Regions from separate parts of the Homo sapiens genome. Here regions 2 and 3 are each linked to region 1. Evidence: chromatin loops called from intact Hi-C (ENCODE). Cell type or tissue: PC-9. All regions are shown on one strand. Each heading gives the region's core, and the rest is flanking DNA. Links, peaks and the distances in the headings are about the cores only.

Region 1 (8,396 bases), core at 163-8,162:
GGAGTTCAAGACGAGCCTTGGCAACATAGTGAGACCCCCATTTCTTTTATTTATAAAAATAAAAATAATAAATAAAAATACATAAAATGTAATTGTATGGTCAAATTGAGGATAACCACATGAATATTTTTGTAGGTGCACATATACCATGCTGATAGCATGGTAAATTGACTTCAGGCTTCCTCACGAGAGCAAAACCAACATATAGCAAGAGTTATAAAATCATTTGTTCCCTATGATACCATGTATCAGTCAAATATTGCTACAGAACAAAATAGAAGTATTTATCACTGCATTCCCTGGGGCTGGGAGCTCAGCTGTCTTCCAGCTGTAGGTCTCCTTTCAGCAGGGGCTGCTCTGCTCCCAATGTCCCTCAAGCTTCTAAACTAGCAATGAAAAAAGCACAAGAGCAAGCCCAGCCACACAAGCTCATCCCAGGCCTTTGTTTGCATCATGTCTGCTGACATCTCATTGGTCAAAGCAAATCACATGGCCACAAATAAAGTCAAGAGGAAGCAAGGAGGAGGCAGGGCTCAGCCTGAGGCCCTGGCAAGGGTGTGGGTGGATAATCCCATCATGCTGGAGTGGAGAATCAGGACCCACAACTCAATCGACCACACATGGCAATACCATTTGAGAAAAATATATTCTAGAAACATAACAAAAAATTCTTTCAATTTAATCCAGTGAAATAAACACTCAGAAAATATCTCCTCACAAAGCGTAGCCTCAGAGTTAAATATTGCACAAAATCAAGTCTCTGCCCTCAGGGTGCAGGAGGCGAATCCATACTGACTAATGAAAACACAAGATAATCTGGACAACTTCTAAAATAAAGATCTTAGCAAAATGCTGTGGTTGTATTGTCTAACTTCAGGTGCACTGGGAAATGCAATCCTGCTATGTGCTTAGAAGGAGTGTGCAATATTTGTCAACAGCCCTAAAGACCATATCACTGATAGGAGACCATTCAGTAGGAGTAGAGATCGTATGCATAAGGAAGAAATCATTGCTGAATGAATTTGTTAATTCAAGAGACATGTTCGTAGAGATAGATTCCACAGGACTTGATGAAAGGTCAGCTATGGAAGAGTTACTCTAAATACAGTTGAATGGCACTAGTTTGGGGGCAGGGACAGGAAATGGATGTTTTAGAATAAGAAAGATCTGAGGTTAAGTTCTGGTCCCATCACTTCAGTAAGTGATTTAACCTATCTAGTCCCAGTATGGAGACTGGTAAAATGAGAATAATCACTTATGTAAGTAGGGTAACCACACATCCCAGTTTGCCTAAGACACATTTACACCCACTATCTCAGCGTAAATATAGCAAGCACCATCTTTCACTCTCAAGGGTATCTTGGTTTGTCTGAGAAATACACGTCTTTTATCTGGCCTGCATAACCTGAATATGTAGCCTATATCTGACCATAAGGAATCATCCAGATAAATCCCAAAGAAGGAACATCCTATTAATAAAAACAGAAGGGGGATGGTATTCTATAAAAATGTTAATATCATAAAAGACAAAGAGAAGCTATGAAAATGTTCCAGATTAAAGGAGACTGAAGAGACAGGACATCTAAATGCAGTATAGGGCCGAGTGTGGTGGCTCATGCCTGTAATCCTAGCACTTTGGAGGCTGAGGTGGGTGGATCATCTGAGGTCAGGAGTTCGAGACCAGCCTGGCCAACATGGTGAAACCCCATCTCTACTAATAATACAAAAAATTAGCCGGACGTCGTGGCTTGTGCCTGTAGTCCCAGCTACTCGGGAGGCTGAGACATGAGAATTCCTTGAATCCGGAGGGGTAGAGGTTGCAGTGAGCCAATATCACGCCACTGCACTCCAACCTAGGTGACAGAGTGAGACTCCATCTCAAAAATAAAAATAAATAAATAAATGCAATATGGATCCTAGACTGGATCTTGTATTGGAGGAGAAAAACTGCTATAAAGGTTATCACTAGGTTCATTAACAAAATTAGAATATAAATAGTAGATTAGAACATAAAATTGTATCAAGATTAAATTTACTGAAGTTTATGACTATGCTACAGCTATGTAAAATAATATCATTATTCTTAGAAAATACACTCTGAGGGCTCAGGCTGGGCACGGTGGCTCACGCCTGTAATCCCAGCACTTTGGGAGACCAAGGTGGGCGGATCATGAGGTCAGGAGTTCAAGACCATCCTAGCCAACATGGTGAAACCCCATCTGTACTAAAAATACAAAAAAATTAGCAAGGCATGGTGCTACACACCTGTAGTCCCAGCTACTTGGGAGGCTGAGGCAGGAGAATCACTTGAACCCAGGAGGCAGAGGTTGCAGTGAGTCGAGATAATGCCAATGCACTCCAGCCTGGCAACAGAGCGAGACTTCATCTCAAAAAAAGGAAAATATACTCTGAACTATCTAGGAGCAAAGACCCATGATGTATGCAACTTATTCTCAAATGATTCTGAATAAAATGACATGTATAAATATAAACATAAATAAGTATGAGAGATAGTAAGGAAATTAGACAAAATATTAAGAGGTGAATCTGGGTTGTTTGTACTATTCTTGCCATTTTTCCTAGAAAGTTTGAAATTATTTTCCAAAACACCTGCAAAAAGTGTGATCACCTTTGCAGTATAGACATTTAATAAATATTACTTGCTTTATGTTATAGCTATATATATGTATAATGGCTAAGAGAGGGAGAGGTGCAGAGAGGAGAATGGCTTAGCAAACTGCAGTAACAATAGGAGAAAATGGGCTATAACCATTGAACAATTTTACTTATTTATTTTATTTATGTATTTATTTTTTTAAAAAAACAGGGTCTTGCTATGTTACCCACACTGGTCTCGAACTCCCTGCCCTCAAGCAATCCTCCTGCCTCAGCCTCCCAAAGTGCTGGGATCACAGGTAAGAGTTAGCACACCTGGCCCCACCAAACAATTTTAACCTTGTGGAATATACTATGATATAAATAAAAATGCTTATAACAAACTTGAAGGGGAAAAGAAAAGCAAAATACCAGATGCATGGTAATTTTAGCAGTACAAAAATATCAGAAATTAGTGAAATATGCCAGGTTTAATGTTCATCATATCTTTTATTCCATTTAAAGTTGTTTAAGGCTGGGTGAAGTGGCTCATACCTACAATCCCAGCACTTTGGGAGGCCAAGGCGGGTGGACTGCTTGAGCCCGGAAGTTCAAGACCAGCCTGGGCAACATCGTGAAACCCCATGTCGACAAAAAATATAGGCACATGCCTGTAGTCTCAGATACTCAGGAGGCTGAGGTAGGAGGATTGCTGGAGCCTGGGAGGCAGAGACTGCAGTGAGCTGAGATTGCACCACTGCACTCCAGTCTAGGTGATAGAATGAGACCCTGTCTCAAAAAATAAATAAAATAAAGTTATTTAAATGTAAAATACAGTTTCAAAATTTTTTAATTAACATTTTTCTTCACTAACAAATATCTAAAAGCCTGAGTAAAATAGGCTTAGATGTTTTGCCTTTTAGTCAATTTCATACTCTAGCATTTTGAGCCATCCCTTTCAGTTGAGATACATTCTGAGTTTGCTTTGGACATTTTACAGAAACAAAAGGTAATGGAGGTAATCATATATTCCTTAGAGGTGGGTTTCACGTTAGGTCTCTGCTGCCTACTATTGTGTGACCTTGAACAGGTCAATCTGTTTTCTACAATGATGGACTTAAGCTAAAGAATATCTAAGGTTCCTTTCTGCTTATTATGAGCAGAATTGTATTCCTCCAAATCTCACATGTTGAAGTCCTAACTCCCTCAAAATGTGGCTGCCTTCAGAGATGGGGCCTGTAAAGAGGTAATTGAGGCTGTTAGGGTGGACCCGTCTGTGGTGCTTTGTTCTGGAAGCCCTAGCAAACGAATACACTGCTCTAACACTCTGACTCTGCACCTTTTACCATCCGTCCTTTACCCAGAACATGCAAATGTCTGCCACAAGAGGGCCACCCTATACTAAAATTGAATGCCCTGCCACATGGTCCCACCAGGGTGCAGCTTGAAGCCTTTCCACCAAACTGGACCAACTCAAAAGGTAAGTCAGCCATGGAAAGTGACAGCCCAGGAGTAAAAGGGCAGGCAGACCCCTGGCTCCCGGATCCCTACTATCCCTGCTCCCTGTAGCCAGGCCTCTCCATGAGGCCCCAGTCTCTAAAGACGCACCCGTGAAGTATGCTCAGTGCTCCTGGAAGTGATGAGTCTGTAGGAAGGGTCACAGCAGATGGAGAAACACACTCAGAAGCAAGGCTCTCTCTCCAACTAACTGCACACACGCAGTTGACTCTGAAGAGTTGCTGGAAAATGAAGCCTGAGATTCAAACACTATCAAAGAGAGCACTAAGCATCCAACCTGCTTTTCTCAGGGTCTAATTCAGAAACTGAAGCACCAAAAAAAAAAAAAAAAAAAAACAAATTTGTGTGACAGCAAGTGTGTGCCTGGTGCTTTGACTGACAGGCACCGACAAAAGGCAGGATTACCAAATGTAATGCAGGATCCTAAACTGGACCCTAGACTGCAAAAATAAAATCTATAAGGGACATTGTGATGACAATTGATGAAATTTGAATATGGAATGAGGATTGATAAAAATATTGTAACAGAGTTAAAATGTCTAATTTTAAACATTGTATTACGACATGTAAGAAAATGACCTTGGCTGGGTGCTGTGGCTCACCCCTGTAATCCCAGCACTTTGGGAGGTCGAGGCAGGAGGGTTACTTGAGCCCAGGAATCCAAGACCAGCCTGGGCAATATAATGAGACCCTGTCTCTACCCCCAAAAATACAAAAATTGGCCGGGCATGGTGGCACATGTCTGTAGTTCCAGCTACTTGGGAGGCTGAGATGAGAGGATCACTTGAGCCTGGGAGGCAGAGGTTGCCGTGAGCCAAGACTGTGCCACTGCACTCCAGCCTGGGTGACAGAAGGACACTGTGTCTCAAAAGAAAAAAAAAAGAAAGAGAGAAAGGAAAGGAAAGGAAAGGAGGAAGGAAGAAAGGGAAGGGAAGGAAGGAAAGAAAATGACCTCGTTCATAGGAAACTGGTTTGGGGATGAGGCATGATGTCCAACTTACTCTCAATGGTTCAAAAAATAAATAATAGATATGCATTTATGTTGATATAAACATATATAAATAAATACATAAAATAATAAAGCAAATGATTGGTGGATTTAGGTAAGAGGTATAGAAGTTCCTTTTACTCCTCCTGCAACTTTTCCATAAGTTTGAAATTGTAACAAAAGAAAAAGTTACCTCTCAAAATCCCAACACCTCCAGGAAAATTGTGCTGAGAACAGGTGTTTCTTAATGATAGCAAGAAAACGCAAAAATCTTCCTTTGATTCACCAGATGGTATCATGATCTCAGCAACCAGGATTTCATTGACAACCACGGTAGGAGTTTTACACCTACCGAAATGATGGTACGGATTTTCAGAGACATCTGGACTTGCCTTCTCTGCACAGTCTCAGAATGTCCTTGAGACATTGTCGTACCAACTCATCGTCATTCTGGTTATGCATGAAAAGCAGCCCTTCCCATGACCTCAGAAATGCAGAAATGAGTCATTGTCCCAGCAGGTGCCATCCTCAGGACTGCGTTTGGAGAAGTGTCTTTTACAGTTATAATTTCTGTGGCTATAAATCTAGCCATGGTATTCATATTTCTGCCCTATATTTCTCTCTAAGATATCATTAAACAAACCTACCACCACTTTCAAGTTGGGTCAGCCTACATCTGAACCACAGCCCGTTTCCTTCTGGGAATACACTGTCAAGTGGTTTGATATATTACCAAGCCACAGTTGTCCAACTGGCATGCCCACTCTGTCCTAAAAAGAAGGATGTTCCAGCCCTGCTTTGTATCAGTTAGGAGATAGATCCCAAGGAATTGGGCACATGCATCCATGAATATATTTCTTCTTCTTTTTTTTTTTTTTTTTTTTTTTTTTGCAATGGGGTCTTGCTCAGCCCAGGCTGAAGTGCAGTGGTACAATCTCAGCTCACTGCAGCCTCAACCTCCTGGGCTCAAGCGACTCACCCACCTCAGCTGCCAAACTAGCTGGGACTACAGGTGCACACTACCATGCCCAGCTAATTTTTAAACTGTTTCATACACACAGGAGTCTTGCTGTGCTGCTCAGGTGGTCTCGAATTCCTGGCCTCAAGTGATCCTCCTGACTCAGCCTCCCCAGGTATTGGGATTACACGTGTGAGCCACCATGCCCAGCCCATGAATATATTTCTGATAGAAATATACATTCATATATTCATAGATTGAACATACATTTGGGGGCTGGGCATCTGGCTCTCGCCCAGCACTTTGGGAGGCTGAGGCAGGTGGATTGATTGAGCACAGGAATTTGAAACCAGCCTGGGCAACATGGCAAAACCCTGTCGCTATATATAAAAAATAATAATAATAATACAAAAAATTAGCTGAGCATGGTGGTGTGTACCTCTGTAGTCCTAGCTACTCGGGAGGCTGAGGTGGGAGGATAGACTGAGCCTGGCAGGTCAAGGCTGCAGTGAGCCATGATTGTGTCGCTGCACTCCAGCATGGGCCACAGAGCAAAACTCTATCTCAAAAAAAAAGACAAAAATTAAAAAAAGAAACATACATTTGGGCTGTCCATTGTTTTGTAGGTCCAGGTCTACTTTTCTATTAATATCAGTAGGGACTGATTGAACACAAGAGAACATGTTCTATCTTCCAAAGTTCACTAGCTTCCCAGCGTTGACCTGAAATTGGGGGGGACAACAATAGTGCAAGCTATTTTATGAACTATTTTCATATTGTGCATACAGTTTAGGAGTATAGTAAGGTACAGTTTAGGAGTATACTATACATTTTAAGCCCCTCAACGGCCCCTCAGACCTAAACTCCACATGAAGTTTTCTAATGAAATTCTAAAAATAGTCAGTTTACAGAAGTTCGCCATTGTTTAGCAGGGTCTGGCCAAAATTCAAAGAATGACCTATTCCAACCATCTGACTTGTTAGTTCATTTGGTAAGGAGCTACAAGTGATGTGAATATTTCCTGCTATTCCACCCTCTACCACCTGCCTGCTCATGATCAACTCCTACTGACTTCTATGCCTTCATTTATTTGAAATTTATGTCATCAGGCTTTACTTCTCACCCAGCATACATCATCCTTTTCTCCATTTGCCTGTCACCCTCAGCTTTGACACCAATATCTTCCCTACTCCTTTACACCTCCCACCCAACCCCTCATGTATATTAATGTATGCAGGAAGATGTCTAAAGTGGTCTTCAGTTCTACACACCCACGCCCCCATACCCCAAGACACCATTCCAGTTAAGGTCCCCCGCTGTTTACCTGGCAGACCTGCTGTATGAGTATCTTCACTAGACTGCAGCTCTTTGAGGGCAGGGCTGATAGCAATGCTGGGCATCCCTCAGTGGCCATTGTCCACCTGAGGATCTCCCCAGGTGCCCACCCTCCATCCTTCTCCATGCCTCTCTAAAACGCTGAAAGCCTGGCCCTCCCAGACTGCATCACCTCCGGGTGCCTCTCATGTCCTCTAGCTTCCTGTAGGGTTTGGCAAATGGGAGTCACTGTCAGGAGATCAAAAAGACTCCCTTCCTGCTTCCCTTCTGCTCTGGCATAATCTCTCCTCCAAGATCCTTTCCTCCTGCTCCTTTAAAGCCTACAGGTAGTAATAGTTTCCCACTGTTGCTACTACACCATGGGCACTTCACCATGCTTTGTTGATTCATTTGGCTCGTTAGATACTAGGAACGCTGGGAGCTACAAAATCTCATTCAGCAACTAGTTAAAGCTTCTGACACAAAGTGGATGCCCAATAAAATGAATTAAAGAGTGAGTGAATATTAGAGCCAGGAGCTGTAGCATGCACCTGTAATCCCAGCTACTTGAGAGGCTGAGGCGGGAGGATCACTGGAGACCGGGAGTTCAAGGCTGCAGTGAGCAATGATCATTCCTGTGAATAGCCACTGCACCCCATTCTGGGCAACATAGTGAGACCCTGTCTCTAAAAAAAAAATAATAATTAGTGAATATTAGATAGAAACTTGAAATAAAAGATAAAGTTTTTGCATGTTGGGAGGTTTGTCATGAAACTCTTAAATGGGAAAGCTGAATAGTGCTTGGCCAAAGATGGATCATTACAAGGGATCTTACCAGCAGTTCCAGGCCCTCTCATTCCACATTCGCTGATTGGGCTGTTTCAAGGGGCATGGTCAAATTTAGTAGCAGTCCAAAATTGAAATTTACTTTGCTGTCTGCTATGATGGCTAGGTTTACATTGTCTGTCATCATTAGAGGAAATATATAGGGACAGAACAAAAATACATTTATTAAGAAAGAGA
Region 2 (8,396 bases), core at 305-8,304, 57 kb after region 1:
AAGTTGGTAGAAGTAGGTAGATTAAGATGCTGATGACATTTTTGCCAGTTTGAAAATTTGCTATTGAAAATTTGAGTATTTGTCTGCAGTATCCTACATTCAAATATTTCAGACTTTACCTTAGAAAAAAATTTTTTAATTAATAATTTTCTGAGGTAGTTAAAATAGCTTTCATCCTGTTTTCTCTATTAATAATAAGGATCATGTGAAGTTTAGTTGTCATTAATTATGTAGCCAAGGTCAGGTGTCTGTCTTGAGTTTAGTAGTACGGAAAAAGACCACCGTTTCTGATTTATTTTGGTTTAGGAGGGACTGCTGTAAGCTATCATTGCATTTAGCTTTTGGACTGGTTCAGTTATTTACAAAAATCAAATTAGAAAAATTTAATGCTCACGTTTCAAAGGTTACTATCCTTATGCTAGAATTGAGAGAATTGTTATTTTAAGTTGTGTTCTGTCCTTTGCAACTGTAAAATACCCAGTGTTCCATATTCTTTGTAACATTTACTTCCCTCTGTGAGTGAGTAGTAACATTTTTAAAGAAGCTTACACAGTGATTCTTAAGTATGCATGCAGGGCCTCAGATGTATTGATTTAATCTCTGAAACATTATTTCACAAAAGCTGTGCCAGAGGAGACTCAGACAGGTTTGAGAACAAGTTAAAAACTGGTAGTCAAGCGAGATAAAATGCAGTGAAGTATATTTTTAACAGCTATTTTTTGACATGGGGGTGGAGCTCTAAGAGCAACTGTTCTCCAGTGGTCACTGGTACATGGAGAAACTGAAGTTGTGGATAACATATCTTTTTAAGGTAATCACAAAGCTCTTGTTATGATAGCAGTCTATTTTTGCTCTCAAGATTTTCCTTCCCATTTGTGCAGCAAACTTGGTGCTATGTTCAGAGTATCCTTTAATGGTCTTTATTGTTAAAACTGTGTACTTGAATATCAGTAACTCTTAGAAAATTTTTTAAGTAAAAACAATTTGATTTTGCTTTTTTAAAAATAAAGTTTAGGTTTCTTGACAAATGAGCAATTAAATCTAATAACCTAACATTTTAGAGAAATACTAGGGCTGGGCATGGTGGCTCACACCTGTAATCCCAGCACTTTGGGAAGCTGAGGCAGGAGGATCACTTGAGGCCAGGAGTTCGAGACCAGCCTGGGCAACATAACAAGACCCTGTTTCTACAAAAAAGTTAAAAAATTAGCCAGGTGTGGTGGTGTTTGCCTGTAGTCCCAGCTACTCTGGATGCTGAGGTAAGAGGATCGCTTGAGCCCGGGAGATTGAGGCTGCAGTGAGCCATGATTGTGCCTCTGCACTCCAGCTAGGGCAACAGAGCAAGACCCTGTCCCCCTTCCCCCCCAGAAAAACCACGGAAATACTGAAAGAATGGGACTGATGGGAAAGGCTCTTTTAGGTAAAAAGATAATAAATATCTGTAAAACAGATAATTCTGTATATTGGTGTTACAGCCACTTTTGTTTTAATATTCACCATGATGTTGTTTTGTGATAACAAATCATCCAAAATTAATACAAGAACTCTCAACTATTATTATAGATAAACTATTATTTAGTATAATTGGGTTTTTTTTTTTTTGGGCAATCCTGTATATTTTATTTTATTTGAAACACTATTTCCAGAAAGGGCCCATAGGCTTTGCCAGGAGTCCGTGGCACACACAAAAAATGCTTTGACTTTGGACCTACTAATATTGGTAAAATAAAGTACTCTTACCACTACTGCTTCATTATAAAAATTTTGCCTGTAGGCAAAGAAGCCCCTATAGCAATGAGCTACGATTTTATTCTCTTTCATGAAATTTCAGAGCAATCTTAGTGATCATCACCTGAAGCTTAGTGTAAATACAAACTCTCAGACTCTACCCCAGATATTCTGAATCAGAATCTTTAAAATCTGCAGGTGATTCCTGTGCACATTAGAGTTAGATAATAACTGATCTAGTCCACTCCCCTAAGTACAGTTAAAGGAACAAATTTAATTCAGAGATAATGACTTGCCTAAGGTGACATAGCTAGTTAGTAGAGGAATGGGGATGGATTGTTACTCTCATGATTTTAGTGCTTTAAGATATCTCCTTTTGGTCTCTGAGATGTTAATAAATTGCAGTTACTTTAATCATTGTCTTCTTTCCATCTGCTAATCTTTACCCCAGATTTTCAGTTCACCCACTAGAGGCAAAGACGTAAGAGAGCTACCAGCGTATTGAGAGGAGATACACAGGCACTACGAGAATGGAGTTTAGAAGAAGGTCAGAGCCCTGGGCAGTGTTGGGCCAGGCTTTAGGGTTAGTATTCCGTGCTTTCTGTCTGCCTCATGGTTTTAGTTTTACTGTATAAAAATCATTATCAAGAACCTAGGGACTACAGCCAGGCATGGTGGCTCATGCCTGTAATCCCAGCATTTTGGGAGGCCAAGGCAGGCAGATGACTTGAGCCCAGGAGTTCGAGACCAGTCTGGGCAACATGGCAAAACCCCATCTTTATAAAAAAATACAAAAATTAGCTGGGTGTGGTGGCATGCACCTCTAGTCCCAGCTACTCAGGAGGCTGAGGTGGGAGGATCGCTTGAGCCCAGGAGGTCAGGGCTCCTGCAGTGAGCCATGATCACATCACTGCACTCCAGCCTGGATGACACAGAGAGACCTTGTCTCAAAAAAAAAAAAAAAAAAATCTCGGAACCGGTTATTTAATCTTTATTTCTTTTATCTCGGTTTTAATATTCACCATATCTCAAGGATGTGGTAAGTAAACCATGGTATAATAAATTTAAGTATATTCATTAAATCTAACATATACTATACCTTGTGGGTTTTTTATTATTTTTGCAGGCAAAATTTAGTATATAGTGTTACTAGTCATGAAGAGCCATACTACTAGTTACTAGTCATGAAGAGCCATACTACTCTAATATCAAAGCCACCACAGTGGGGAAATTAAGGAAAGTGAGCATTTGGCATTATTAATTAGCCTCCTGATCACCATACAGACTCCTTCCTTTCCACCTCCCCTCTCCCAGTCCAGTGATTGTCAACTACAATTGATTGCACCTATGCAGTTCCCATCACTTCCTCCTTAGTAATGCTGCCACTACCCTAGTGAAGGCCTTTTGCACCTCTTGCCTTGGTTGCTGAATTAGCCTTTTAGCTGGAGTGCCTACTATAATTTTCTTCCTCTTCTTGTTCTCTTACGCATGGCTTCATGTATTTTCCCAAAGCACAACTCTGTTCCTCTTACTCTTTTTAAAAATATCCAGTCTCCAAACCCCTGAACCTTCTGTTGGAGGCCTTTTCCATCTCAACCTGGTGCGAGTCTCCAGTTTCCTTCTCCCTTATCCTCATCTCCTGTTGTATTTGCTGGGTTCTCTTTGTCAGGAGCAGTCTTTTCATCCTTTCAGTCCCCTTGTTTTAGAGTGCTTTTAAGTCAGCATGAAACTACCTGATGAACTGTCTTTCTGTTTAAGCTACTTTCTTTAAATTCCCTTCCACTGGAGTTTATCAAGGAATAATGTATATTCTACCAAGTATTGAAGCTTTGTATGTGCTGTCCTTATCTTCTCCATAAGTCAAACTAATGATTCATCTGACTGATCTTTGATTTTTTTTTCAGGGTAACACAATAATGAATAAGACAGACACCGTTTATCTTAAGGAACTTACAGTCTTTAAGAACTTGTGGCCTTAAGGAGATGATATTAAGTAATTTTAAAGATAGAGCATTGAAGTGGTAGGAGGTGGTGTGTGGTGGAGATACATGATCTTATGGGAGCATGTGATACTGGTTTTGATGCAGAAGACTTTTCTGCGTAGTGAGAATTGATCTGACATCTAAAGAGTATTAGCCAAAGAACTGTAGGGAAGTGCTATCTAGGCAGGGTGTATAGTATGAGCAAAGGCCCTGAAGTGGGCCAGAGTATGGCAAGTACAAATGACTGAAAGAAAGCCAGGGTAGTGAAATTGCAGTGTGTGGTCTATAAGATAAGGCTAAAGAGGTAGGTATAGCCAAATGGAGCCCATTATTGGGCTGGGGGTGGTGGCTCATACCTGTAGTCTCAGCACTTTGGGAGGCCAAGGCAGGACAATAGCTTGAGGCCAGAAGTTTGAGACCAGCTTGGACAACATAGTGGGACCTTGTCTCTACAAAAAAAATTTTAAAAATTAGCTGGGCATGGTGGCACGTGCTTATAGTCCCAGTACTCAGGAAGCTGAGGTGGGAGGATCACTTGAGCCCAGGAGTGCGAGGCTGCAGTTTGCTATGATCATGCCACTGCAGTCCAGCCTGGGTGACGAAGTGACACCGTATCTCAAAAATAAATAAATAAATAAATAAATAAATAAATAAATAGCTATTTTTTACCTTCAGATCAATGGAAAGCCACTGGACTGTTCTAAGTATGGTGATCAGATTCATGTTTATGTAGAGGATGAATTGGAGGGTAAAGGTGATGGGCAGTTGGTATGGGCAGTCTTGTTGTATTAGAACTGCAATAACAAATTAAATTCAAAATCTCAGTGACTTAACACAGTAAAGATTTGTCTCTGTCACGCAGAGTCCAGAAGGGTTGGGCAGCCTTCTCCTATCATGAAGTATGCTTACCAAGGTCATCTTGGTGGGAGAAAACAGAGCTTTAAGATCACTTTTATTTAACTTTTATTTAATTTTTGATGTTTTAAAAATCATTTTATTGTGGTAGGATTCACATCTAAAAAGCTGTATTTAGTGTATTTAAAGATCACTTTTAAAGGGCCAGGACTGGAAGTAGTTTACATAACTGGGCCCAGCTTGGCTGTTCAGAACTCAAATGGCTGTTCAGAACTCAGTCATACAGCCAACTCAGCTTGCCAGGAAGGCTGGGGAATGCAGTCTTTCCTGTTCAGCCAAGAAGAGAAAACAGTATGATGTATACATATCCTAATCTCCCTCCTCTGCAGCCACTTGAGGAGTTACTGCAGTCCAAGTAAGAGGCAATGGAAGCTTGGACTGAGGGTGAAATGAGATGAATGTATCAGAGAAAGATGAAAATCCAAAGAGTAAGATAATGGAGGAGTTGCTAAGAACATCTCTTAGGCTTGGAGCCTTATGTGACTAGGAGGGTGGTGATAGCTACTGAGAAAGGAAGACTGGTTAGAAATGGACCAGCTTGTTTTTTATTTTAGACATGTTGTGCATCACATGCCTTTGAGACACACAACTGGAGATGTGAGATAGGAAGTTGAATGTAAAGACTAGAAGCTCAGAAGAGCAGAAGTCTGAACTAAGTTTTGGCTTAGATGATTGAAAGCTTGAGCTTGGGTAAACTCTCTGAGGAAGAATGCAGAGTTCGTCCTTTCCTTCCACACTGCCATCAGCCTCTGCTTTCCACTGCATTGTCCTACCACCCTCACCCCTTGACCTCAGCTGACCTTTTGGAGGTCCCCAGAGCCCTTTTTCTTGTCCTTAGGTAGTTCCTTTTGGAACTCCCCGTCATAGCTGTTCTGAATTGTTAGTAGTAGTAGATTGGAGGAGTGCCCTCAAACCCATCCTACTCCTCCTGCCTTATACTTCACAGAGAAAATAGAATCTTTCAGACACAATTTTTGGCAGTGTATCTTCCTTCCACCTCAAAACTGTCATTTTCCCTTCCTCCCTGTTTCAGAGAAAAAAATGTGTATCTTTTTCTTAGGCTAACTCTCCCATCTGTGCTGTGGATCTTACCCATTTCTTTAGATCTCTGATATTGTTAATTTTATGAGTGATTAAGATTATCTCCTCTGGAATTGCTTGAACCCAGGAGGCAGAGGTTGCAGTGAGCCGAGATGGTGCCATTGCACTCCAGCCTGGATGACAAGAGCGAACGTCCATCTGGAAAAAAAAAAAAAATCTCCTCTGGAGCCAAATTGCCAGAGTTCAAATCCCAATTCCTCTATTGTTTACTCTGTGACCCTGGGCAAATTATTTAATTTTGCTATGCATCTTTAAGATGCAAATAGTGATAGTAGCTGTCTCATAGAATTGTTGTGATTTAGAAGTGTCTAGCAATAGTAAGTACTCAGTGTATGTTTTAATTTTTTTTTAATGTTTTGGCTCTTCCTCTTTATTCCTTCAAGTTCTTAAATATCTAGAACAGTTACATCTCCCCAATCATAAGACAACTTGCATGAAGTACCATTCAATCTTCCCTTTTTTCTTCATTGTTAACCATCTTATGTTTTCTGTCTTTACCTCTTCAATTCCCCATGGGTCCCCAGTCCATTATGGTTGACTTCTGTCCCATTTCTCCCATCTGTTGAAATGTTCAGAGGCCCAATTGCCAAGCCCAGCGATCTGTTTTCATTCTCTGAAATACTGCAGAATTGGCTGTTGATGACTTTCCTCCTCAAAATATTCTCCCTTGCTTCTAAGATGCTGCTTTCTTCCTTCTTTTTCTTCTTAGTTTTCTGATTACCTCTTTTTAGTGTCCTTGATGGGTTTCTCTTTTTAATTTTTACGTACTCAGTGGTGAGAAACTAGATTGGTTTTTCTTTTGCTGCTTAATGTTGGTGACCCCATGGTGTGGGCTAGTCCAAAATATGGATTAGGTGAAGCCTTCCAACGAGATCCGTGCTCATATTTCTGCCACTGTCTGGTCATCTCCACCTAGATGTCTTGCACAGTCTTCAGAGTGGATGTGTCGTACTGTGCCATATTTCCTTTTCTGTTCATATATTGCAGTCTAGTCACTAATCGAGAGAATCCTGGGGCTTCTCTGATACCACTCTTTTGTGTCTCATTCAGCTATATTGGTTTGACTTTGACATGTCCTTGAATTTTTCTGTTTTTAACCTCACTGCTGTAGTTCAGAGCTTTCTTCTCTGAATATTTGTAATTGTGTCAAAATTGGTTTTCTGCTTCCAGTTTCTGTGCCAGTTTCTCCTTCAAGTATTCAGTGTTAATTTCCTCAAGCACAAGTGTCTAATGGTATAAGAAACCTCCACAGACATCACTTCTGATAGAAAAAAAGACAAAATTCTTCCTTACTGAGGCTTTTAAGGAGCTTGTAAGTTACAGCCAGATTTGGCTGAGATTTATCTGTTTTATAATTGCAGAATGCACATTTACTTTGTTTTTGATTACTAGTACATCATTGATTTAATTTACAAATCAGAATTTAGAATGTTTGAGATGCTTAGATATTGATTGATGTATTTAAAGATTGGTTGATTGAATATAAGGCTTTAGATGTTGCCTTCCTGCTTTTAGAAATTGCTTGTTGGGTCAAATGTGACTTCAACATTATGGACTAGGGAGTTAGAGGGATTGGGATCTGTTTCTAGTTCTTCAATTTTTGTTGCTTTGAACATTTTATTCATCTGTTGCAAAATGGAGATTCTTAACTTGCTTAACATAAGATACGTTGTAAAGATCAGAAATATGCTACTCCTAAAGCAGTAAAAGGTTTAAGAAAAGTGCTTTTTAAAATTAGGAATGTGGTAATATTGTGTACTTATGAGTTTTCTAGTCCTAATTTTCTGTTTCTGCCACTTTATTAGAGTGAATGTTCATTTATGAACAGAAAATGTGGAGTAGATGGCATTGGAGTGTGTTATTTAGAGATCTTTAATGAATGAGATGATGAAATAGCCCAGTTACCTTAATATTAAGTAAATGCTAGGATCTTAGTGTATCTTTCTCCCAGGATTCTTGCATGTGTTTTAAAGTGACAACTTTATTTTTATTTGTTTGTATAAATGTATGGGGGTACAAGTGTAATTTTGCTACATGCATGGATGGTAGCAGTGAAGCCAGATCTTTTAGGGTATCCATCACCCGAATAACATACATTCTACCCATTAATTAATTCCTCATCCTCCCCTGGCTCTCCATTGTCTTTTATTTCACACTGTGTCCAGGTGTACACATTATTTAGTTCCTAAGTGCGAACACATGGTATTTGTTGTAATAACTTTATTGAGGTATAATTCACATACCACAAAGTACAGTTCAATTCAGTGGTTTTTCAGTATATTCACAGTTGTGTATGCATCACTCCTGTCAACTTCCAGAACATTTTCATTACTTCAGAAAGGAACCCATACTCATTAGCAGTCACTCCCCATTCCCCTTTTTTCTCAACCTCTGGAAACCACTAATCTACCTACTGTCTGTTGATTTTACCCAATTTGAACATTGCATATAAATAGAATCATGCAATAGGTGCCCTTTTCTGTCTGGCTTCTTTCACTTAGCACAGTGTTTGTCAAGGTTCATCCTTGTAGCATGTATCAGTACCTCATTTTTTTAATGGCCAAGAAATATTCCATTGTGTGGATATACTACATCTTAAAAATCTATTCATCACTAAATGGACTTTAGGATTGTTTTCACTTTTGGTCTATTTTGAATAATGTTACTATG
Region 3 (8,396 bases), core at 109-8,108, 68 kb after region 1:
CCTGAAAAAGATTGTCGCTATGCTTTGTATGATGCAAGCTTTGAAACAAAAGAATCCAGAAAAGAAGAGTTGATGTTTTTTTTGTGGTAAGCATGTTAGAAATATTGAGCCTCTGTAAAACTCATTTTGTTAGCACTCGGGAAGACCAGTTCCAGCACCAAAGTAATTTTTATTCAAACTATTTGCAGTTGTTGTCATTTAATTTTTATTTACAGGTTTCATAATGTTACCAGGGCTGATGTTTATGGGACCCAAACTAAATTTTGACTATTTTCTATCTACTTGTTATGTGACTCTCCGTTTTTGTTTTTTTTTTCAATGGGGAAAGGACAGGAGGCATCCTCTGAATGTACTGCTTTTATAGGCTAAAATTTCCTACTACTTTTAACTTTCTTACTTATAAGCCAAAACCCTACTTTTCCAACGAGCCATGCCAGGAACCAGCCTTCTATCTACTCTTTTAAATTACACCCCTTCCTTGTGCCTCTGTGGTCTACTACTTTTGAAGAAATTGGTACCATTCCCTCCCTGCTATAATTTGCTCTACAGTTGCACTGTTTAGTAGTGTAGTCACTAGCCACATGTGGCTATTTAAATTATTTAAAATTAAAAATTCAGTTTGTTAGCTGAATGAATTACCACATTTCAAATGCTCAGTAGCCACATCTGACTAGTGGCCACCTTATTGAGTAGCACAGATACAGAACATTTCCATCATTGCAGAAAACTCTGTTGGGCAGTGTTACTCTTAGATAGTGAAACAGGGCTATAAAGTTATTTTTATGGCCTTTTTCTTGAAATGTTGTTTAGTTATTCTGGTCTTTTCAGGCAAGTCGGTATTTGAGATGAAGCTTTAGAAAAAAGTTACACCTGGATCCCTCATTTATTGAATATTATACTGCATTCCTTGATATGGCCAGGAGTAGAATTCTTTAGTTTCTAAGGGGAGGGAGAAATGGTAACACTACCTGATTTTTTTCTTTTTTTTTTTTTTAGAGGGGCAAGGATTCTCTTGATACTTTGGCCTGAGTCAGGGCAAGGCAGGGAGGGACTTAGCTTTTAGCTATGTGCCATCAATAGCTTGGAGTGTAAAAGGGATATGGGAGTAGGAGATGCAGAGGATTGTGGTTTAAAAAGGAAGATAACTCGAGGTCACACCTCACTTGTATTTCAGTAAGCTTTTACTGCACTTGATTAAACCAAGTTGCTGTGAGGAATGCAAATATGAGGTCAGGGTGCACGTATTCAGGCAGCTTAGAGTCCATTGAAGCTGGTACATAAGACTGAAAATTAACAAGGATTTGAATGAAGGTGCATTTACTGAACTTTATTTCTACTACACGCCAGCTATTGTGCGAGGGCCTGGGAAAACAGCTGTGAATAAAACAGGTTAAGTCCTTCCTCTTCTGGCATTCACAGCTGAGTGGCAGACAGGCCAGCTAATGGTTTAGGCTTTTAAATTGGTCGGTATTTCCTTAATTTGCAGGTATTTTTTCTGCTTTTTATGTATTTTGTAATTATGAAAAGTATGCATTCTTATTTTTTTAAATGTGGAAAATAATAGAAGAAAAGGAAATTTAGTGTTAGTGCAGTGGTTTATTTTGCACTGTTACACTGTTACTTAAGAAAAGGTAGAACCTTATTAAAGGCATTTTCTATAACAAGCTCCGCCCATGGCCCAGGGAGCAGCTCTTAAAGTAGTTTAACAATTTGGTTAGAATAAAAGCAGAACAGCTGATGCTTTTTTATGTTTCTGACCTATTTTCATAACAAAAGTACCCACTCTGCTGGGCGCAGTGACTCATGCCTGTAATCTCAGCACTTTGGGAGGTGGAGGTGGGCAGATCACGAGGTCAAGAGATCGAGACCATCCTGGCCAACCAACATGGTGCAACCCCATCTCTACTAAAATTAACTGGGCATAGTGGCACACGCCTGCAGTTCCAGCTACTCGGGAGGCTGAGGCAGGAGAATCGCTTGAATCTGGGAGGCAGAGGTTGCAGTGAGCTGAGATCACGCCACTGCACTCCAGCCTGGGTGACAGAGCGAGACTCCGCCTCAAAAAAATAAAAAATAAAAAGTACCCACCCTGTAGCTCAAACATCTGCCAGTCCTGAGGTTGTGATGGCTCTGCCTCCTTCCCTGGACCTTAGGATTGGGAGGAATAAGCCTCTGAGAGACAGACTGCCCTTTTTCCCAAGAATGGAATCTCTGCTCACTAGGGTAAGGGGTACACTAGGTGAGGTCCACATGCCAGTGCTCATGGCTGTTGAATGTCCTGGAAATATGGCAGCTAAATGGAATTATTAAATGCTCAGAAGTATTTAGCTATACCGTAATATCTTAATGACCTCCAGTAGGCTCTTGGAAACTACAGCTTTAAGCAAAACAACATACACCAGGTCCTCAAATAACGTCATTTCTTTCAATGTAGTTTTGTTATAACATTGAGAAAAAAAAATACTGGTTTTGGTATATGTCATTTTGTTTTAAGTCACAGGCTCCAAGAACTGATTGACAATGTTAAGTGTGGACTTACTGTACTGCATCTTCTCTGTGATATTTTAGCAGTGTGGCATGGAGGTGGGCCTATGGGTTGGCGTACAGAGGAAAGAAGGACCTCCGTGCAAGCAGTCTGAGTGGGAGGGTTTCTGTCCGTTACTAATCATCCTTATTCTTCAGTGTTGCTGCTGAAGGTGCTGTGACACATATGCTGTGCTTCTAACACGCTTCCCTTCAAGAGGGAGAACGTGCTCCAATGTTATAAATATAAAAAGATAGTAATAATATTGACAGTTAAGACATAATTATTGGTGAGTTGCCATTTAGAAATCTTTAGAATCATGAGATTATACAAGTGGATTTAATATTTTTTTCCAGAGAATTATTGAAACGTGGATGCCCAGATCTGTAATTAAACATGTATTGTTATGTTAGACTAAGAAAACAAGTACCTGTGGGATCAAAACCTGCTATTGGAATAGATGAAGGGACTGGGGAAGTCTAAGAAAAGGACTTTTATTTGTAATTTATTCTTTTTTGTCCTTTTTTTTAAGTTTTTGATTTATTCTTTTTTAGAAAACAATCTGAAGCAAAGGTGCCAAAATATTAGCATTTAATTCTGGGTCACACGTACTTACGGATTATTCTCTGTACTTTTATGTATTTTAAAACTTTTTTCCAACTAGAAAAACTGTCAAAAACCTTGTGTAAATATTAGCCTGAATCCAATCCCTTATTAATAATAATGAAAAATATTCTGAAGAAAAAGAATTGGGTTATACAGTGAAGTACTCAGTGTTGGTTCTTTCATTATGGCGACTGTAATCTGATTTTTAATTGGTGATTGTCTTTTGCCACCAGTGGTTCTCTTCTTTTTTCCCACCCTGGTCAACCTGAGTGATTCTGCATATGCCTATCTGTAGCATTTCCTCTCTGAGCTGCTGGGGAGGTAGAAAAAATGTGCAGTTAAGAAAAAATATCTCAGGAGAGTCTGAGGATTCTCAGCAAATGTTTACACAAGCAAATGTTTAACAAGTTGCAAGTTATACTTTCTCTAAACCACTTTTTTCATTTTTGGCATCTTTCTATCTAGGGCACCAGAACTAGCACCTCTGAAAAGTAAAATGATCTATGCAAGCTCCAAGGATGCAATTAAAAAGAAATTTCAAGGTATGTTCTAGATGACCTCTGAATATGTAGAGGTATGGTGAACACTCAGAATGGGGCAGCACCTTTTCTGAGAAGCACCTTATTTTTTTGCAGAGCTTCGGGCACAAGGGAGAAGTGTTACTTGTTTTGAGAAAAGCAGAAGACTGAATTTGACTTTCCATGTATCTTCTGCTTTGTGCTGGTTGCTCTGGGTCTGCCCAGCCTGTGTTTAATAACTATACCCTTGACATTGTCTATATATATCGTTTATTCAGGCTGGTTTTAAACTAGTTTGAGGTGCTACCAGTTTTCTCATGTAGGAGGTGGAGACTGATTGTTTAACATTGGACATAATAGTAAATTTGCTCTTGCCTTTGAATGTAGTTGTTATAATAAAGTTGCAAAAAGGAAATGTACCTAAATGAGAAAGGATGCTCTTTTCTCCAGCTTTACTGTTGAATGGCATGATTTTAGGTAATTAATTCATCTGTGTCCCAAGGAAAGTGCACCCACTCCTGAGCTGGTCAGTTGTATTTGACTTGCCACTGGGTGATTGGGATCCTGATGAGATGGCCTGGCCAGACTTCAGCCAGGAGAAAATGTTGGTATGATGGAAAGAACGTGCATGGGGCAAGTGCCCAAAGGCCTGCACTGAGGGCGAAGCCTGTCTAACTGCTGTGTGGCCTTGGCCAGAACTGCTTAACCTCCATGGGCCTTGATTCTCTCAGCTGTAGAAGGGGAGACTTGGTCTCATGTGTGAGTTTTAGTTTAAGAGTTTGCCCTGCCACCTTCCTGCCATGGCTGTTTCCAAACAGCTGAGTGAGCCAAGGTCACAAGGGCTTGGCCTGATGTTGATTTTGTTTTGTTTGTTTTACTGTCACTGGTTTTTATATTTTCATGGTAGAACAGGTTTGCCCTAGCCTGTTTTACTTAGTTCGGAAAAAAAAATTCTTGCTTCCTTTCCCGAGCCTTGCTGCTGCATAGTTTATTGCTGGGTCAGGTTCTTCGTGCATTTGGTTTGATGTTTGGCAACCCCCAGAAGTGTGTCACTGGGTTGCTAACTGACACTTTTAAATCCTTTAGCTTCAACACTTTCCCAGCCCAACCAAAAGGTTCACAGTGGATTCCTTATTATCTTTATTCTGCATTGCCTTTCAGTAAAGGGAATTGCTTTGCACACTTGATTTGGTGATACTAAAAGATAGTGGCCGGCTGGGTGTGGTGGCTCATGCCTGTAATCCCAGCACTTTGGGAGGCTAAGACAGGTGGATCACCTGAGGTCAGGAGTTCGAGACCAGCCTGACCAACATGGTGAAACCCTGTCTCTACTAAAAATACAAAAAAAAAATTAGCCGGGCGTGGTGGCACATGCCTGTAATCCCAGCTACTTGGGAGGCTGAAGCAGGAAGAATGCTTGAACCCAAGAGGCAGAGGTTGCAGTGAGCTGAGATCGCACCATTGCACTCCAGCCAGGGCAATAAGAGCAAAACTCTGTCTCAAAAAAAAAAAAAAGATAGTGACCATGCTGCCTTTTTTCTAATGAAAGCATCCACTGTCTTTCTCAGATCAGTCCTGAGTAGTTCAAAAGCTGACCTGCTGTGCTTTCAGCAGCTTGAGAAATAATGGTCTTTAAATGATGGGAATAACCATGCAGCTATTTAAAAGACAGTGGCCATTTACAGAGAAGCTACTGTATGTAATCCATAATTGAGCTCGTTTTTGCATTGTGGTAGTGTAATTGTTCTAAGAAAGCAATCAGTAACATATTTCACATAGTTTTCATTGTGATCGATTTCATAAATGTGTAGTGTAATACCATTGAAGAGCCAGCTGTTTACTTTTCAATACAGTTGACAAAATCAACTGTGCAATCAAAAATCATTTGTATTTTTATGTTTTAAAAACCAAGAAAATTTTCTTACTAGACCTGCCTTTTAGCTTTTTAGCAAAGTACAACATATCTTTAGAAAAGTGTATGTCACAAATTATTGTAGAATGTGTTGAATTTTTCAGAGTGAACATAATGGTTATTTCTTAATCTAATGACCAGCACCCCAGAAGCCTCCCTGGTGCTGTTCCCTTCAATTCATAGCACTTCTGCCTGCCCCTTCCTCCTCAAAGTAGCCAGCACCCTGGCTTCTAACAGCGTAAGTTAGCGTGGGCTGATTTTGTATGCTATACCTATATATATAATAGAATATATGCATTTTAAATCTGGATTCTTTCAGTGAATGCTGTTTGTGAGGCCCATCTATCTTGATGCATGTAGTTACAATTATTTTTTCTCGTTACTGTGTAGTATTCCGTGTTTGTATATACCCCAGTTTATCCAGATTAGAACTGGTCTTTTAAAAGTTTGGTTATCTTAGAGAAAGAGGTAAACTGCTGCCATAATTGTAAATAGAAGTGTTGTTTTTTCTCTCTAGGCATAAAACATGAATGTCAAGCAAATGGACCAGAAGATCTCAATCGGGCTTGTATTGCTGAAAAGTTAGGTGGATCCTTAATTGTAGCCTTTGAAGGATGCCCTGTGTAGATTATTCAGTGCCACAAATTGAAAGCTTCCATGTTTAATGTTATCCTCTTGCTATATAAATAAAGCAAATATATTTAGGCCAGGGTCTCACTGAGGGGGAGCTGTCTTGTCATCTTTTAGAGTAAACTATTCTATAAACATATGCAAACAGCCCTAAATAAATCTAAAGTCTAAAGTTTTATTGATGTGAAATTAAATTCTTATTGGCCAAATGCCTGTTTTGATGAGTTGATTTATAAAGATTTTTGTTAAGCTCAGGATTTTAAATTACACAGTTCACAAACAGTAAAGGCCATGTGAAGAGAATTATTACATCTTTATTAACCTCAGCATTTACTTTGTTTCTTTTGCTTAGGAAATTGCTCATAATCTGGTTATAATTTTGGTCCAAATTCTTTATTCTTCCTTGAGCTAAGCAGAATAATGGAATATAATATGTCTTCATAATATAACAACACTAATACACTAATAGTAAGATTAAGTTAGGCAGTCTTCTACCAAATGTGTAATGGAGATTGCCTCAAAATTGTGTCCACATAATCCACGCTCATCTTGCAAAGCGCTATTTCAGGCACATCATTGGAATACAGGAAGTAGCCCTGCACCTGCCAGTGAGCTCGCCATTCACTGATTGGAAGAGTGACCTGGCATCTTGGAAATCATTGTGTGTCTTCAGGAGAATGTGCAGTGTCTTGTAACAACTAATTATAATGCAAATTAGGGCTACATTGTAATCTGCTTTGTTAATGAAAATGATAAAACAGAATATTGACAAGCTAGGACACCTGTGGTATCTTTAATTGTATCTCCTTCAGAAGTTTGCTTCTTATGGTATAATAAAGTATGGAAGAATATTGAGTATATGTTTACTCTGGGCCTGGGAGAACTTAACTTTCTAGAGCAGTTTGTTGACTTGTGTGCAATGGGGAGAGGTACCATGATGACACTCACAGGGAGCCACTGTTCACTGACACTTGGAAGCGGTCATTGTTAATATCACGGGCGTAACACTTTGAACGATATAGAGATGCACAAACAGTTGAACTTAGAAGTAGCAGTATTGGCTTTATGTAATAAAGGAAGCATTTTTGACTTACCTCTCGTGTAATTTTCATGTGTGAATTGGGAATACAGGATTTTGCCTTCCATATGGGGTAAGGCATTGAGGTTTGGGTATTTCCAATAATTAAGAGTTAAGGTTGGCTGAGTGTGGTGGCTCACTCCTGTAATCCCAGCATTTTGGGAGGCCGAGGCAAGAGGATAGTTTGAGGCCAGGAGTTTGACAATCAGCGTGGGCAACATAGTGGGATCTCATCTACTAAAAATAAACAAAATTAGCCGGGTGTGGTGGTGCACGTCAGTAGTCCCAGCTACTTTGGATGCTGAGGTGGGAGGATCACTTGAGCCCAGGAGGTGAGCTGAGATCGTGCCACTGTACTCCAGCCTGGATGACAGAGCAAGACCTTGTCTCAAAAAAAAAAAAAAAAGTCACAACTCCCTCTGGTGAATAAGAAAGTTGGTGTAAAAGTTGGGAACGTTTTCAATGTTTATTACACTATAAGTGTAATAAATATTATACAAAATTATAAATTCACATTTAAAATTTAGAAAATAGAGAAAAGGGAAATTATACATTGTCCTACCACATGCCATCACATGGTTAGCATTTTGATACACAGCTGTGCATTATTACATGTCAAAGACTGCATATACTATGGTGGTCCCATACAATTATAATGTATTTTCTACTGTAATTAGATACACAAATACCATTGTGTTACAGTTGCCGACAGTATTCAGTATAGTAACGTGCTGTCCAGGTTTGTGGTCTAGGAGTAATAGGCTCTACCATACAGCCTAGGTGTGTAGTAGGCTATGCCACTAGGTTTAAGTGCAGTCTAGGGTGGGGAACATTTTAATGTTGATCCACATGCCAGGTGTTTGTGAGACAAGATTATGCTTTAATCAAAATATTTTGGAATTGTCTAGAAAATAGTGCTGGCTGCTTGTCATTCATCCTGAATTGCTTGTTTCTTTACTTTGTAGCAATGCTTTTAGTGTGGGTTTTGTTTTTTGAGACAGGGTCTCACTCTTTCCCCCAGGCTAGAGTGCAGTGGTGCAATCATAACTCACTGCATCCTTGAACTCTTGGGCTCCAGCAAGCCTCCTGCCTTGGCCTCCTAAAGTGCTGTGATTACAGGTGTGAGCC

What was found. A loop is a pair of places that touch in the nucleus more often than their neighbours do. Peaks named below come from ENCODE experiments on the same cell type or tissue, not always from the same donor. Only the 100,000 strongest peaks of a DNase experiment are listed, where the experiment ranks them.
Region 2: a loop joins it to region 1, with 5 times the contacts of the local background. A loop is called at or near these places in 11 of 110 quality-filtered maps.
Region 3: it touches region 1 in a loop (5-fold over the local background); 100 of 110 quality-filtered maps call a loop at or near these places.

What each region holds. Positions count from the first base shown.
Region 1 is chr20:17,533,141-17,541,536 of GRCh38, forward strand. It overlaps a transcript of BFSP1 not described here. Among named protein-coding and RNA genes, the nearest start is that of BFSP1, 6.0 kb to the left of the region's middle. RefSeq lists an enhancer at 393-452 and silencers at 4,047-4,116, 5,491-5,691. In PC-9, for the core only: CTCF peaks have their summits at 3,977 (motif pointing right) and 4,176; DNase peaks (open chromatin) are centred at 4,001 and 5,591; H3K27ac peaks cover 620 bases.
Region 2 is chr20:17,589,753-17,598,148 of GRCh38, forward strand. All of the region lies in intron 1 of DSTN (destrin, actin depolymerizing factor), which reads left to right. Among named protein-coding and RNA genes, the nearest start is that of DSTN, 24 kb to the left of the region's middle. In PC-9, for the core only: no CTCF peak of the experiment used is centred there; a DNase peak (open chromatin) is centred at 4,889; H3K4me3 peaks cover 387 bases; H3K27ac peaks cover 2,525 bases.
Region 3 is chr20:17,600,960-17,609,355 of GRCh38, forward strand. DSTN (destrin, actin depolymerizing factor) reads left to right here. Exons shown (of 4, transcript NM_006870.4): 2 at 1-86; 3 at 3,596-3,672; 4 at 6,078-8,396. The coding sequence ends at 6,187. Among named protein-coding and RNA genes, the nearest start is that of DSTN, 35 kb to the left of the region's middle. RefSeq lists an enhancer at 1,539-2,040. In PC-9, for the core only: no CTCF peak of the experiment used is centred there; a DNase peak (open chromatin) is centred at 4,562; H3K27ac peaks cover 2,955 bases.